Linked DNA regions of Homo sapiens: region 2 is linked to region 1. The links are chromatin contacts, found by Hi-C or POLR2A ChIA-PET in ENCODE. All regions are on one chromosome and are shown on one strand. Each heading gives the region's core, a stretch centred on a gene start or an enhancer-like site at or near the end of the contact. The rest is flanking DNA. Distances are from core to core; before and after follow the strand shown.

Region 1 (7,288 bases), core at 29-2,528:
GGAAGTTGCAGTGAGCCAAGATGGTACCATTGCACTCCAGCCTGGGCAACAGAGTGAGACTCCATCTCAAAAAAAAAAAAAAGTGTATAATTTAGCACTTTCAGTTTTTTGCAACGCCTCCAATGTTTTGCAACCATCACCTCCAGAACATTTTCATCCCCCCAAAGGGAAACGCCTTCCCCATAGGCACTCGCTCCCCACTGCTCCCTCCCCCAGCCCATGGCAACCACTCATCTTCGTGTGTCTGTGGATTTGCCCGTTCTGGAAATTTCATAGAAGCGGAATCAGGACCATGTGGACCTTTGTGCCTGGATTCTTTCACTCAGCATGACAGCTTCACGACTCACCCACATAGCCTGGGCCAGAACTTCATTCCTCTGGCCGGGCACAGGGCCTCACGCCTGGAATCCCGGCACTTTGGGAGGCGAGATGGGGGAGGATCACTTGAGGCCAGGAGTTTGAGACCAGCCTGGACAGCATAGTGAGATCCCATCTCTACTAAAAATAAAACGTTAGCTGGGCGTGGTGGTACATGCCTGTAATCCCAGCTACTCGGGAGGCTGTGGCACGAGAATTGCTTGAACCCGGGAGATGGAGGTTGCAGTGAGCCGAGATCGCACCACTGCACTGCAGCCTGGAGGATACAGCAAGACTGTGTCTCCAAAAAAAAAAAAAAAATCAGCCAGGTGTGCTGGCAGGTGCCTGTAATCCCAGCTACTCGGGAGGCTGAGGCACGAGAATCGCTTGAACCTGGGAGGTGGAGGTTGCACTGGGCCAAGGTTGCCCCACTGCACTCCATCCTGGGAGACAGAGCGAGACTCCACCTCAAAAAAAAAAAAAAAAAGCTCATGCTGTCTACAGGGAAAGCCCCTACTGGAGACAGCTGCGCTTGAGTGAGTGGGACTACAGTGCCAACGCTAGGGCTTATTGTGTTGACTGTGGGGTCACCGCGGTTGCCACGTTCCGAGGACACGGTCACTTCCTCGACCGCCTGTCCTGCCTCAGATGAACCTGCATATTTTACAATGAACGTTCAAGACGTCGGTGATAAGGACATGAACAACAGCGACAAGGGCTGTTTTAGAGGAACCCGCCTGAGGTTCCCGGCCCCAGCCTCTCGAAGGACGCAGCTCTGTGCTCAGCCCTGCCTCCCTTGTCTCTCCACCCCCACCTTCCTGTGTGCTTCAGCCCACCTGGGACATCCGAATTTTCTCCAGGAGGAGCGGCAGGTACTAGGGTGATGACAGTTATGAACACGAGTCACAGCCCCGCTCGGTGGGATGGCCTCCTGTGTTCCCTGTGACTCGGACGCTGAACGTTGCTCACACGTTGACAGCATGGAGACGGTTTCACCGTCTGCTACTTTCGAGTTTATTGTGGTGTCTCTCTGCGTCACCCTCATTTTGAGCAGCTGTGGAGGATCCGGGGGCCCCAGCGCCCGCAGGATTCAGGTTTGTCTCCGCCGGCCAGGACATCCTCACAAAGCAGACGTTTCCTCCCCACGGGTCTGGAGGCTGGGGGTGGGGGCGCCCCGTGGTCCGGCTCTGGTGAGGGTCCTCTTCCTGGCAGATCCTGGGAACCCGCCTGAGGTTCCCAGCCCTGGCCTCTCTAAGGATCCAGCCCTTTTCCCCGTTCTCAGCCCTGCCTCCCTTCTCTAGTGCCTTCTTGCTGCGTCCTGACGCGAGGGTGGGATAAGGAATAAGGGGAGGGCACCTGTGCCCTTTCTACTAAGGCCCACCCTCATGACCTCATCCACCCCCAGGCACCTCCCATAGGCTACATCGTCAATACCCTCTCCTTGCAGGTTAGGGCTTCCAGGAAGGAATTTAGTGGGGACACGATTCAGTCCCCCCACTTACACCTTTGCAAATAGCAAGAGAGGGCTGGATATGGTGGCTCACGTCTGTAATCCCAGCACTTTCGGAGGCCAAGGCGGGTGGACCACCTGAGGTCAGGGGTTCGAGACCAGCCTGGCCAACATGGTGAAACTCCATCTCTACTAAAAATACAAAAAATTAGCCGGGCATGGTGGTGCGCGCCTGTAGTCCCAGCTACTCAGGAGGCTGAGGCAGGAGAATTGCTTGAACCTGGGAGGTGGAGGTTGCAGTGAGCCGAGATCGTGCCACTGCACTCCAGCCTGGGTGACAAAAGTGAAACTCTGTCTCGGATAAAAAAAAAAAAAATAGCAAGAGAGGTTCAATCACCTATACATGGAAGGAACACAGGGAGATTGACACACACACACACACACGCACGCGGGCACACACCCATGTGCACACACACACACAGAGCTAAATGACAAAAATGAAAATGGTACCACACTGCACGTGCTGCCCTGCACCTTGATTTTGATACTGCAGTGGGTTAAATGGTGCCCCCCAAAAGATAAGTCCCCCTGGAATGTGTAAATGTAACTTTCTGTGGAAATGGGGTCTTTACAGCTGTAATTAGGTTAAAGACCTCGAGTGAGATCAATTTTGCCTTTTTTTTTTTTTTTTTTTTTTTGAGATGGAGTCTCACTCTGTCACCCAGGCTGGAGTAAAATGGCGCGATCTCGGCTCTCTGCAACCTCCGTCTCCCCGGTTCCCGCGATTCTCCTGCCTCGGCCTCCCGAGTAGCTGGGATTATAGGCGCCCACCACCACACCCAGCTAATATTTGTATTTTTAGTAGAGATGGGTTTTCACCATGTTGGCCAGGCTGGTCTCAAACTCTTGACCTCAGGTGATCTGCCCGCCTCGGCCTCCCAAAGTGCTGGGATTACAGGTGTGAGCCACTGCACCTGTATAGTTCAAGATAGTTTTACAAGATGGAAAAGTTCTGGAGCCAGATGGCAGTGAGGGCTGTACAACAATGTGAACATACCTAATGTCACTGACTGTGTGCTTAAAAATGATTTAGAGGGCCGGGCGCGGTGGCTCACGCCTGTAACCCCAGCACTCTGGGAGGCCAAGGCGGGTGGATCACCTGAGGTCAGGAGTTCGAGACCAGCCTGGCCAACAAGGTGAAATCCCATCTCTACTAAAACTACAAAAAATTAGCTGGGCCTGGTGGCAGATGCCTGTAATCCCAGCTACTCGGGAGGCTGAGGCAGGAGAATTGCTTGAACCAGGGAGGCGGAGGTTGCGGTGAGCCGAGATCACACCACAGCACTCCAATCTGGGCGACAAGAGCGAGACTCTGTCTCAAAAGAAAGAAAGAGAGAAAGAAAAGATGTGTCTCTGCGAGCAGAAGGTCTTGCCGCTCTGACAGTCACAGATGTGTAGGTCTCCTGACCGCAGCTGCACTCCCACCGAGGGCAGAAACTAGGAAGTCCTTGGAGCTTTGGTTCCCTTGACAGATGGGGGTGGAGCCCCCAGTGTTATTAAGGAGGCATGGCCCAGCTGCTCCTGCACCTTTCCAGCCAACTCTAGATCTGTCCTGGGGGCACAGTGAAAGGTCTCTGAAGTCTGTGGCATGTCCTGCTGCTCTAAGGGGGGCTCTGGCCCATTTCAGGAGGTTTTGCTGACAGACAAACTCACAGGAAGCCACAGTTGAGACACGGGGTTTGCAGTCCTGGTGAAGGGAAAGTGACTGTCCTAGTCAGCTTTGACAAAACACCACAAGCCAGGTGGCTTACAAACAATGGAAATGCATTTCTCACAGTGATGGAGGCCAGAAAGTCCAATATCGAGGTGCAGGCAGATTCCGTGTCTGGTGAGCGCCCGCCTCCTGATAGACGTCACGTGGTGAATGCAGTCAGGGGTCTCCTGGCAGCCGGGGTGGGGGTCTCTTCTTTTTTTTTTTTGAGATGGAGTTTCGCTCTTGTTGCCCAGGTTGGAGTGTAATGGCGCAATCTTGGCTCACTGCAACCTCCGCCTCCCGGGTTCAAGTGACTCTCCTGCCCCAGCCTCCCGAGTAGCTGGGATTACAGGTGCCCGCCACCACCCCAGGCTGATTTTTGTATTTTTAGTAGAGACGGGGTTTCACCATGTTGGCCAGGCCGATCTCGAACTCCTGACCTCAGGTGATTCACCTGCCTCGGCCTCCCAAAGTGCTGGGATTACAGGCTTGAGGCCCCGTGCCCGGCCAGGGGTCTCCTTTATAAAGGCCCTGATCTCATTCATGAGAACTCCACCCTTATGACCTTGTCACCTCCCAAAGGCACCACCTCCCAAAACCATCTATATTAGTCCATTCTCACATGGGTACAAAGAAATACCTGAGACTGGGTAATTTAGAAAGAAAAGAGGTTGAATTGGCCCACAGTTCCTCAGACTGTACAGAAAGCATAGCGGCTTCTGCTTTTGGGGAGGCCTCAGGAAACATCATCGTGGCAGAAGGTGAAGGGGACACAGGTGTGTCCTACGTGGCTGGAGCAGGAGGAAGAGGCACCACTGAATTTTATTTATTTATATTTATCTATTTATTTATTTTGAGATGAGTTTTGCTCTTGTCACCCAGGCTGGAGTGCAGTGACACGATCTTGACTCACTGCAACCCCTGCTTCCCAGGTTCAAGCGATTCTTCTGCCTCAGCCTCCCGAGTAGCTGGGACTACATGCACCTGCCACCATGCGTGGCTAATTTCTGTATTTTTGGTAGAGAAGGACTTTCACCATGGTGGCCAGGCTGGTCTGGAACTCCTGACCTCAGGTGATCTGCCCGCCTCGGCCTCCCAAAAGGCTGGGATTACAGGCGTGAGCCACCATGCCCTGCCCGGCTAGATTAAAGTTGTTTAAAGCAAAATAAGGAGCAGTCATTGCCTGAGGCCGTCTCTGTACTGGGAGTTCCCACTAACCAACAACAACTTTATTCAGTAGTTTGTTAACAGATAGCCAGGTTTCAACCAATCAATCACGGGCAGCCAACCAATCAGACCACACCCAAATAAGGCAAAGGTCTTGAGTTATTTCTTTTCTTTTTTTTTTCTTTTTCTTTTTTTTTTTTTTTTTTGAGACAGAGTCATGCTCTGTTGCTCAGGCTGGAGTGCAGTGGTGTGATCTCGGCTCACTGCAACCTCCGCCTCCTGGGTTCAAGCGATTCTCCTGCCTCAGCCTCCCGATTAGCTGGGATTACAGGTGCACACCACCATGCCCAGCTAATTTTTGTATTTTTAGTAAAGACGGGGTTTCACCATGTTGGCCAGGCTGGTCTTGAACTCCTGACCTCATGTGATCTGCCTGCCTCGGCCTCCCAAACTGCTGGGATTACAGGTGTGAGCCACGGTGCCTAGCCTGGCCTTGAGTTATTTCCGTACTTCACTTCCACATTCAGCCTGTAAAAGCCTGCTGCTCACACTGCTAAGACAGAGCTCCCAGAGCCTCTTCCACCTTTGAGTGCTGCCTGATTCATGCCTCCTTTAATGCTCAAATCAACTCTGTTACATCTATTTTGTCTAAAGTAGGAAGAATCCTCAAATAAGATTGCCACTGGGACACCAAGCTCGAGTTGGCCAAATGGTGCAAACTCCACAGATCCAGCTGAAAACAACATGGCAATGGCTACTAAGCCATGGGGCTCCCAAAACTGAAGTAGATGGGTCAGCTGTGAGAAGCTCACTGCCTGGTACGGAGCATTGGATGGATTGAAAATCATGGAACAGTCCCTGGCTGAGTCATGAGCCGTTGCCACGCTGCCTGAAAATAAACGCAGAACCTTGTTCATGGACTTCCTCCTTCCACCTCTCACCCCCCTCCACTTACGTTAGGAAGAAAGATGATTAGAGGTTCCCAGGCCGTGGGCACCATCCAAGTGTGCTGGAGAACTTGGAGGAGAAGAAGAACTCAAACTTTATGGCTCTGTCGGATATGAGTAGCCCACATCACTCTCCTGTTTGGACCAGTGGAAGGAAAAGTTCTCTGGATTCCGCTCACCGGATTTGTGCACGGTTTGAAATGGGGAGTGAAGGCTGATGTGATCTTGTGGGTGTGGCATTTTGGGCCAATTCGATGCCCTGTTTTTGATGCTTCTATGTGTGTGTTGCCGCGTAGGAGCTGTGTTTCATCCCCATACTTCCATCCTGTACGTGCCAGAGGGGACTCTCCCTATTGGCAAGCACTGAATGCAGAGAAGGGCCAGTGGGATGTGTGAATCTCTCTGCAACCCGCTTTCAGGGCGGGTACAGAATCCCAGAAGCGGTACAGAATCCCAGAGGGAAAAAGGCGCATCAGAGGTTTGATTGAGGGATTAAGGGCAGTAGGGGGACTAAGAGATGAAATATGGGGCTGGGCGTGGTGGCTCACGCCTGTAATCCCAGCACTTTGAGAGACTGAGGCCGGTAGATCACTTGACACCAGGAGTTAGAGACCAGCCTGGTCAACATGGTGAAACCCCGTCTCTACTAAAAATACAAAAAAATTAGCCAGGTGTGGTGGCGGGCACCTATAGTCCCAGCTATTCGGGAGGCTGAGGCATAAGAATCCCTTGAACCCATCACTTGAACCCGGGAGGTGGAGGTTGCAGTGAGCCGAGATCGTGCCACTGCACTCCAGCCTGGACAACAGGGTGAGAGTCTGCCTCAAAAAAATAAAGGCTGGTCGTGGTGGCTCAAGCTTCTAATCCCAGCACTTTGGGAAGCCGAGGCGGGTGAATCATCTGAGGTCAGGAGTTCAAGACCAGCCTGGCCAACATGGAGAAACCCAGTCTCTACTAAAACTACAAAAATTAGCTGGGCATAGTGGCGGGCCCCTATAGTTCCAGCTACTCGCGAGGCTGAGGCAGGAGAATCATGTGAACCCAGGAGGCAGAGGCTGCAGTGAGCCGAGATCACGCCACTGCACTCCAGCCTGGGTGACAATCACTGGGTGACACTCCGTGTCAAAAAAAAAAAAAAGAGATGAAATATGGCAACACAACATCCCTGAGTGGCCAGTGGAGCAGGTAAGAGCTGCTGGTGGCTGACAGTGGATTACCACCAACAGAAGTCAGCCATTGCTCCCAGAGCCCTAGCTGTCCTACACACTGTGACCATACCGAGCCCATCACGTGGGCTCCGGGTACTTGGTACACTGTCTTGGATCCTGCCAATGCCTTTTTGCCACACCACTGGCAGGGGAGGAGCAAGACCAGCTTGCATTCACATGGCCAGGTCTCCAATACACTTAGGTGTGTTCCCCGTACACGCCCCGCCACTGGCCACCTGTGGGCAGGTTAGGACTTCTGATGTCCACAGGTGCCATGATACAGATGATGTCCTGCAGGTTGGCAGCTCAGAAGCCTTGGGTCTCTAGAACTAGACAACTAGACGGGGGTACTCTCATACCTCCCTGTCCACAGAGGCAGGCAAAACATCAACAGCGTCCAGTGGCT
Region 2 (7,445 bases), core at 1,046-3,545, 520 kb after region 1:
ATTGAAAATGTCCTCTCTGCCCAGCTGGGGTGTCTCTGCACACCCACCAGGTAGTCCTGCCAGGCGCACACAAGCAGCCCACTCTGTACGTGTGGGGGTTTGCACCGACACAGCCCACCCGGCCCTCCTGAGCTGCATGCACAGCCCAGCCTGGCCCCCAGTGCGCAGGGCAGGCCCAACCCGAGCAGCGCTGGGCCTCTCTCTGGCAGCTCCAAGCTGGGCCCTCTCTGGGTTGCAGCCCTGGGTGCCCACCCTAGGCCCAGGCCTGAGCACAGCCCACAGGAGCAAGCTTCAGTCCAGGAACAGGTGCAAACTTTGGCAAAGAGTTTTAATGGCAAAGTTGGCTGCAGCGACAATGCCACTCGGGGTGGGGCCGGAAGCCATGGTGGGGAAGGAAGGGTCAGCGGGCGGCAGGGCAGGGCCGGGTCCCTGAAGAAGCAGCGAGCGAGGCTCAGCGGGCAGTGGCGGGCAGGCAGGCGCTACTACATGATGGAGCAGGCGGACAGTGGGTTCCGCACGTGGCAGGTGCACGCGGCCCCACAGTACTGCCGGAAGGTCTGGTAGCAGCTGCCCTCGGGCTCAGCCCCCCACTGACCCCCGGATGGGGCCGTCAGCGCCTCAGGCGGCAGGCGGCTCAGGATGGACGTGTTGACAGCCAGCGCGGCCAGGCCGTAGTCGGTGAAGAGCACAGTCTCACGGCGGCAGGTGGGGCAGGAGATGAACTTGTACTTGGGGCAGGACTCGTAGAGAATCTGCAGGCACTGCTCACACACAGAGTGCAGGCAGGACAGCACGCGGGGCCTCCGCTGGGTGACATTGTAGGAGTGCCCACAGGTGGGGCACTCCAGGGGCTCGCCTGCCGCCGCCGAAGAAGCCGCCGAGGCCGAGGGGCCAGGCCGAATCACGTACTGATTCACAATGACCTCATCCTCTGGGGCCACGCGGGGAAAGCCCAGCTCCGAGCTTCCCTTACGGGGCCGCCGTGGCAGTGGCGGGGTATGGGGTGCCCCTTCCAAGGCAGGCATGTCCCCCCCACAGGCCTGGTTGACAATGATCTCTGTGTCTGAGGGCCAGGCACGCTTGGGTGCCAGAGTTGGGGTGGGCCGGGGAGCAGGCGGGAAGCAGGGGGCAGCCGGTAGCTCAGGGAACTTTTCAGGGTGGACAATCTTCATGGCCTCCATCTTGAGGATGACATGGGGACCCTTCAGGCAGGACATGAGGAGGCCCGGCCAGCCACTGCCCGCCTCGGGCCCGGGGTCAGAGGGCATCCGGCTGTCTCCAGTCAGACTGGATGTTCGGGTGGGTGGGGGCGTTGTGTGGGGCTGGGGGGCAGGTGACAGGGCAGCATCCTGGTCCCGCCAGGCCTGGGGGGGGCCCCGGACGGCCCGTGGACTCCTAGGGACAGCCGGCGAGAGTTGGGGGTGCAGGGCCCCCCCCAGTGGCCACAGTGGCTTCTCTGGTCCAGTCCTGGGAGGAGGAGGAAGGGGTGGGGGAGGGGGAGGCAGGCGGGGGCAGGGAGGGGTGGGAGGCTGCCCTGGGCTGGGGGTCTGGCCCAGGGTCTCACCCAGGGTCTCTGGCTGCTGAGGCTGGCGAGGGGGCGCGGGGGGGGCTCCCCCTGCAGCCGAGGTCAGCAGGCCGCGGGCCGGGACATCGGGGCAGGCAGGGGCTGGGTGGGCCCCATGGCTCCAGGACAGGGCGCCCAGGGAAGGCAGCTAGCCGAAGCGCTGGCTGCAGGAGGACCGGGGCGGCAGGCTCCGCGGCAGGAGCAGAGGCGAGGCCTGGGCCAGGCCTGAGCTGCAGGTGAGAGACGGCATGAGGGCAGTGCCCCGGCCACCCCCACCCTAGCCCTCGCCCTGCACAAAGGACCGGGCGCCCGACCTCTGACCCTGACCTCAGCCGTGGGATCCCGACCTCCGCGGGCCTCAGAACCCAACCCCCTCCCCGGTCCCCGCCTCCAAGGCCAGACGCACCTTCCCGAGGGCCGACCCCCGTCGCGTGGGGAGGGGCGCTGAGTCCGCCCCCGGCCCCCGCCCCCTGCGCTCACCTGCCCCAGCCTGGCGTCCCGGCCGCGCGCCGCCGCCGCAGAGGTTGTCTCAAAGGCAGGCCCGGACGCGGCGCCCGCGCCTCGGCCCGGCAGCTCGGGGGGCTCCGGCGGCTCCGGCGGCGGCCGCAGCGACCTCAGGCGATGGCGGGGCCCGGGCGGCACCGAGGGGCGCGGGCGCGGGCGTGGGGCGCGGGGCGCGGGTTTCGGCACGGCGGCGACGGCGGCAGGTGCGTGCGGAGCGTGGCGCGCTCTGCGGCGGAGGCGCGGGGACCGCAGTGCGCGCGGCGCCCGCCCGCGCCCGCAGCGCCACCCCCCGTCTGGGGACCCGCGCGGGGTCCGCGGGGCGGGGCCAGCCTCCCGGCCGCCCCTCGGTCCGCTCCCGGCGTCGCTCTCGCCCGCGGACTGCGTGGGGGGCAGGACCCCCGCGTCGCCCCCAGTTCTCTCCAGGCTGATCCTGGGTCCTGGTCAAGCCCCCGCCCCCCCAGATTCAGGAGGAGAATCCGGCTGTTCTCCTCCCTCACAGTAGGAGGCCTCAGGACTCTGGAGTGAGAGGGAGGGGACCTGCGCGGAGGATCCCAGGGGAGCTGGTTCCAGGGCCCACCGGTGCCTTCCCCCGTCCCCGGCCCCCCGCCCCATGGGAAGGCCCCGAGTCCTCCAGCTCCGCCTGTGCCCGGTGCCGTAGCTCAGATAGATCGCTGTGACTCTAAGGGGCAAGAGCGGGGCGGGCGGAGCGGATCAGAAGGCCGAGGCCGGTGGACGGACGGGTCCGGTGGGAGTGCGCGAAGGACAGGCTGGCAGCCCAGTGCGGGGTGGAGGCGGCCCTGAGGACCGCACCTGCCCGGACAGGGTGGCCCCTGGCACTCCAGCGCGCAGGCCCGGGCCTCTCCGCTTCCTCACCCGGGGCTTCCCTGCCCTCCTGGGTCCGCCTTCTGCCTGTGGAGCCCTCGGGCTTGCTGGTCACCGTGAGGCAGGGGACCAGGGCTTCGAGGGCCTCCGCTGCCACGCTGTGACCAGCTCTGGCCCCGCACCTGGCCCTGGACATCCTGGCCTCCTTCAGCTCCTCTCTCCGCTGGACTGGCCAGACCGCACCTGCTCTAGGCAGAGCCCCAGGGCCTGCAGAGTGCTGAGCCCAGAGGGGACGGTGCCGCTGGTGCGGGAGCTCGCGTGGGCAAAACAGGCTGGAGGAGCAGCCCTGCGCATAGGGTCTGGCTTGGCCCCTCTGTGGGGCCTCGGGCGAGTGTCACTCAGAAGAGCAATAGGGAGAGGTGTGCGGGTGACAGGGGCGCTGCTGGAGGGGTCCTTACGGGGCCCTGGCAAGATGGTGGGGCAACTGAGGCAGCCTGGGCCTGGGGAGGGCCGGGAGCCCAGCTCCGCCGCAGACTCTGCTCACCGACCCGGCGTGCGCCCGAGGAAGCACCAGGCCGCAGGCCCCGCCCCCTCAGCGAGACCCCACCCCGTAGGGGATGAGATCCCGCCCCCGCCACGAGGCCCCGCCCCCCAGGCCAGGCCTTTTCAGACCCGCCATTCAGAGCTGGAGAACCCCAAGCCGAGTATTGGTCACATCCGAACCGGGTCTTTCGGGAAACCCCGGAGCGCGTGGGCTTCTGGGCAATAATATTTCCACGGCCGGTTCCTGCCTTGTTTGCGCATGCGCCATAGGCGCCACTCAAGTGGCAGGCAGGGAGGTGGGCGGGACTTCCGGCGCCTGCGCAGTGGACTTCCGTCGCCGGCCTCTCAAGTTTTGGGTCCCCAGGAGCACCCAGTTCTCCCCAAATCGGGGCCGGGTTGCCTGAACTCATGTCCCGACCGGTCTGACTGGCCCTACACAGGCCACGTCTGACTGGAACCCGCCCTTCCTGGTGCTCCCCTGGGCCCCAAGGGCCCCACTGCCGTGGGTCGTCCCCGCGGCACTCGCCAGTGCCCGCTGCACCCCTGCCTGCGCCGGTGCAGATGGAGCCTGGGTTCGGCTGGAGGCGGGGGGCCCAAGGTGGGGACGCTGGGGGGGCGCGTGTGGCCCCCACGCCCGCCAGCCAGAGGGTAACTGCAGTTTGAGAAATGAGCTAAAAATGTCAGTAGTGTCTAAAGCCCGTGTCACTGATTGTAAGATAAGACCTGTGACAAAACGTGCAAATCAAACATTTTTTATCAGTGAAAAAAGCAGAAAAGCCACTGGGCACGCTGGCTCACGCCTGGAATCCAGCACTTTGGGAGGTGGAGGCAGGCGGATCACTTCAGTCCAGGAGTTTGAGATGAGCCTAGGCAACATAGTGAGACCTACATCTCTATAAAGAATTAGCCGGCGTGGTGGTGCACCTGTAGTCCTTCCAGCTACTCAAGAGGCTGAGGTGGGAGGATCACTAGAGCCCAGGAGGTTGAGGCCGCAGTGAGCCAGATCATGCCACTGCACCCCAGCCTGGATGGCAGAGTGAGACCCTGTCTCAAAAATCGGCCGGGCGCGGTGGCTCACGCCTGTAATCCCAGCATTTTGGGAGGCCAAGGCAGGCGGATCACCTGAGGTCAGGAGTTGGAGACCAGTCTGGCCAACATGGTGAAACCCTGTTTCTACTAAAAATACAAAAAATTAGCCAGGCGTGGTGGTGGTTGCCTGTAATCCCAGCTACTCGGGAGGCTGAAGCAGGAGAATCGCTTGAACCCGGGAGGCAGAGGTTGCAGTGAGCCGAGATCGCGCAGCTGCACTCCAGCCTGGGCAACAGAGCAAGACTCCATCTCAGAAAAGAAGCAGAAAGCCTCCAAGAGCCAATGGCTCTCAAGCATCTTGGTCTCTGCTAAGAAGAGGCTCAGAGGCTTAGAAGCCCTGCCTCGCCGGGGCTTTGAGGTGTGTGAGCAATGGCTGGGGACTGCAGGCCCGGGAATCTGAGGGCCTCACCCCACTTCCTTTCCAGAGCCGTGACCTCAGGCTCACCTCCTGCCCTCCTCTCAGGCAAGCTGCAGATGCCCTTTAGGGCCCAGGCCATGCCCCGGATGTGAGGGGCTGAGTCACTGGTTTGGCAGTGCCCCTCAGAGCCCAGGCCTGGGCTGCCACCCACCTGAGGACGAGGGCTGGGCCAGCTGTCGTGCTCCAGTTGCTGGGGCCTCTTGGGATCTTGGGAACCCCATCTCTGAGCCCCGCCCCATGGCCCCGCCCCTCCCAAGGAGGGAAAAGGCGGCTGCCAGTCGCTCAACTCAGGCACTGGGACCTAGAGCTCAGAAGACCGAGAGGACAGACTGCCGTGTTGCCACCACAGGTAAGCCCTTGGCCGCCGGGACTGCCCTGAACTCAGGGGCACTGCAGGGTCAGCCCCCTTCTCTCCCATCTCTCAGCCTCCCCGACCCCATTCCCAGCTCCATCCCAGGACCAATGCCACCAGGGGAGGGGGAGGATCCCTGGCAGGGGTGGCAGCTGGGAGACACCGGCCCTTGCTGCTTGCTCACACTTGGCTCACACCCATGACACTAGCCTTGCACACACATTTGGAGGTGATGGCACCCCGGCACTGATGCCTTGGGGATGCTGAGCTTGGACGAGGCACGCTGCTCCTGGTGGGGGCTTTCCTGGGCCGCAGGCTCGTGGGCAGCCATCCCACTCCACTGAGTTCATGTCTGTCTTCTCTGCCCACCCCTGCAGGCTGGACCATGGACCCCCAAGAGATGGTCGTCAAGAACCCATATGCCCACATCAGCATCCCCCGGGCTCACCTGCGGCCTGACCTGGGGCAGCAGTTAGAGGTGGCTTCCACCTGTTCCTCATCCTCGGAGATGCAGCCCCTGCCAGTGGGGCCCTGTGCCCCAGAGCCAACCCACCTCTTGCAGCCGACCGAGGTCCCAGGGCCCAAGGGCGCCAAGGGTAACCAGGGGGCTGCCCCCATCCAGAACCAGCAGGCCTGGCAGCAGCCTGGCAACCCCTACAGCAGCAGTCAGCGCCAGGCCGGACTGACCTACGCTGGCCCTCCGCCCGCGGGGCGCGGGGATGACATCGCCCACCACTGCTGCTGCTGCCCCTGCTGCCACTGCTGCCACTGCCCCCCCTTCTGCCGCTGCCACAGCTGCTGCTGCTGTGTCATCTCCTAGCCCAGCCCACCCTGCCAGGGCCAGGACCCAGACTTCAGCAAATGTGGCTCACACAGTGCCGGGACATGCCGGGACATGCGGGGTGGCTGTTGTCATGGGCGTCTGCCCCTTCACACCAGGCACTGGGGCTCAGACCCACCAGGAAGGTGGCCGTTCAGCCCGAGCTCCTGAAACGGAATCCCAGGTCCTGGCTGGAGAGGGACACCCCTGATTACCTTAAGGCCCAGGCAATAAAGCAGGGTGATCTTCCTCCCAGCAATTCTTCTTTGCTGCAGGCTCCTTTGGGAGGGGGTTGTAGCTGGACACAGGGCATCTGCCCCTTTATGTGGACCCGAGAACACACACACACAGTCACTGTGGACACTGCAAGGACAGGGATGCCACTGCCTCATGACGTCCACACTTTCCCCTGGCCTGCAAGTCCCGGGTCTGCCCAGAGACTGCACGAGGGCTTGCAGCGTGTCCACAGCCCTAGCTGAGCCAGGTCTGGATTTGAGCTGACCTGCGCTCCCTGGGGCCGAGACTGAGACTGTGAGCTGGGGTCAGTCCATGGGTCGGACAGCAGGAGGATACAGCGCATGGAACTGGGGGGACCCCAGGAAAGGCCTCCAAGAGAAGGAGCGTGTCGACAAGAGGGTGGTGGGTGCAGCAGGTGCTGCAGGTTTCAGGGAGTGGAAGGTTGGGACAGGAGAGCCCAGACAGCCAGGACCACGCCCTGCCCACTGGTGATTCACCTCCCAACCTCAGCTGGGATGTTTTTCTAGTTTCCCAGGAAATATCTAATTCCTGCACACCTCCTGTCCTGCCTCGGGGCCTGGGCTTCCGGGAGGAGGTGGCCTGGACCAGGCCTTGAGGATGAGGCAGGAGGAGGCTGGGGCCGTGGGTGCTGGGCCGTCTCCTGGTCTGCTGAGCAGGGTGGGGGCCTCTCTGGGGCTGAGCACCAGGCGCTAGGCTGCTCTGCGCAGGTACTGCCTCACCACTGTAAGCCAGGATGCCAGGCAGGGAGTGAGCATTGAGGCCAGCTTGGGGCGCCCTGGTGTTCCGGGCAGGGCAGAGACAAGGCGAGGAGGTGGCAGCCGAGCTGGCCACGCAGGACAGACGGGTCCTCACGCCATGCCAGCCCTTCCCTGACGCATGGTGACCAGCTCCACAGCAGGGCAGGGCAGGCGCGTGGCATGCAGAGGTCTCCAGGCGTGGGACAGATGGGTCACTGCCCTGACCCTGTGCCAGGACTTAGCGTGCCAGGCTCCCCGCCTTGCCCCGTTGCTGGCCCCCACCAGAGGGTGACCACACCCAGGCCAGCCACGAGAACTTGTCTGACCAGTCCTGGGGG

What was found. Hi-C counts contacts between places; a loop is a spot of excess contacts on that map. ChIA-PET counts read pairs that join two places held with the same protein, here RNA polymerase II (POLR2A). Pooled maps may share reads with other maps.
Region 2: a loop to region 1 is called in a map with no recorded cell type, with 4 times the contacts of the local background. The contact joins the promoter of RNF208 here to the enhancer-like site in region 1. A Hi-C loop is called at or near these places in 1 of 37 single-sample maps with no recorded cell type and 1 of 50 pooled maps. POLR2A ChIA-PET finds 5 or more read pairs at or near these places in 2 of 52 experiments (HEK293T and activated B cell).

What each region holds. Positions count from the first base shown.
Region 1 is chr9:136,700,138-136,707,425 of GRCh38, forward strand. No RefSeq gene overlaps it. Among named protein-coding and RNA genes, the nearest start is that of DIPK1B, 8.8 kb to the right of the region's middle. RefSeq lists enhancers at 1,033-1,192, 1,233-1,282. Within about 2 kb of position 1,279, at least 3 of the 41 ENCODE cell types and tissues checked have a DNase peak (open chromatin) inside an H3K27ac peak, as active enhancers do.
Region 2 is chr9:137,219,945-137,227,389 of GRCh38, forward strand. RNF208 (ring finger protein 208) reads right to left here and starts at 2,296. Exons shown (of 2, transcript NM_031297.7): 1 at 2,045-2,296; 2 at 315-1,794. The coding sequence starts at 1,268. The coding sequence ends at 483. CYSRT1 (cysteine rich tail 1) reads left to right here and starts at 5,230. Exons shown (of 2, transcript NM_199001.5): 1 at 5,230-5,289; 2 at 5,670-6,371. The coding sequence starts at 5,678. The coding sequence ends at 6,112. RefSeq lists silencers at 1,849-1,898, 2,839-2,888, 3,199-3,548 and an enhancer at 7,227-7,445.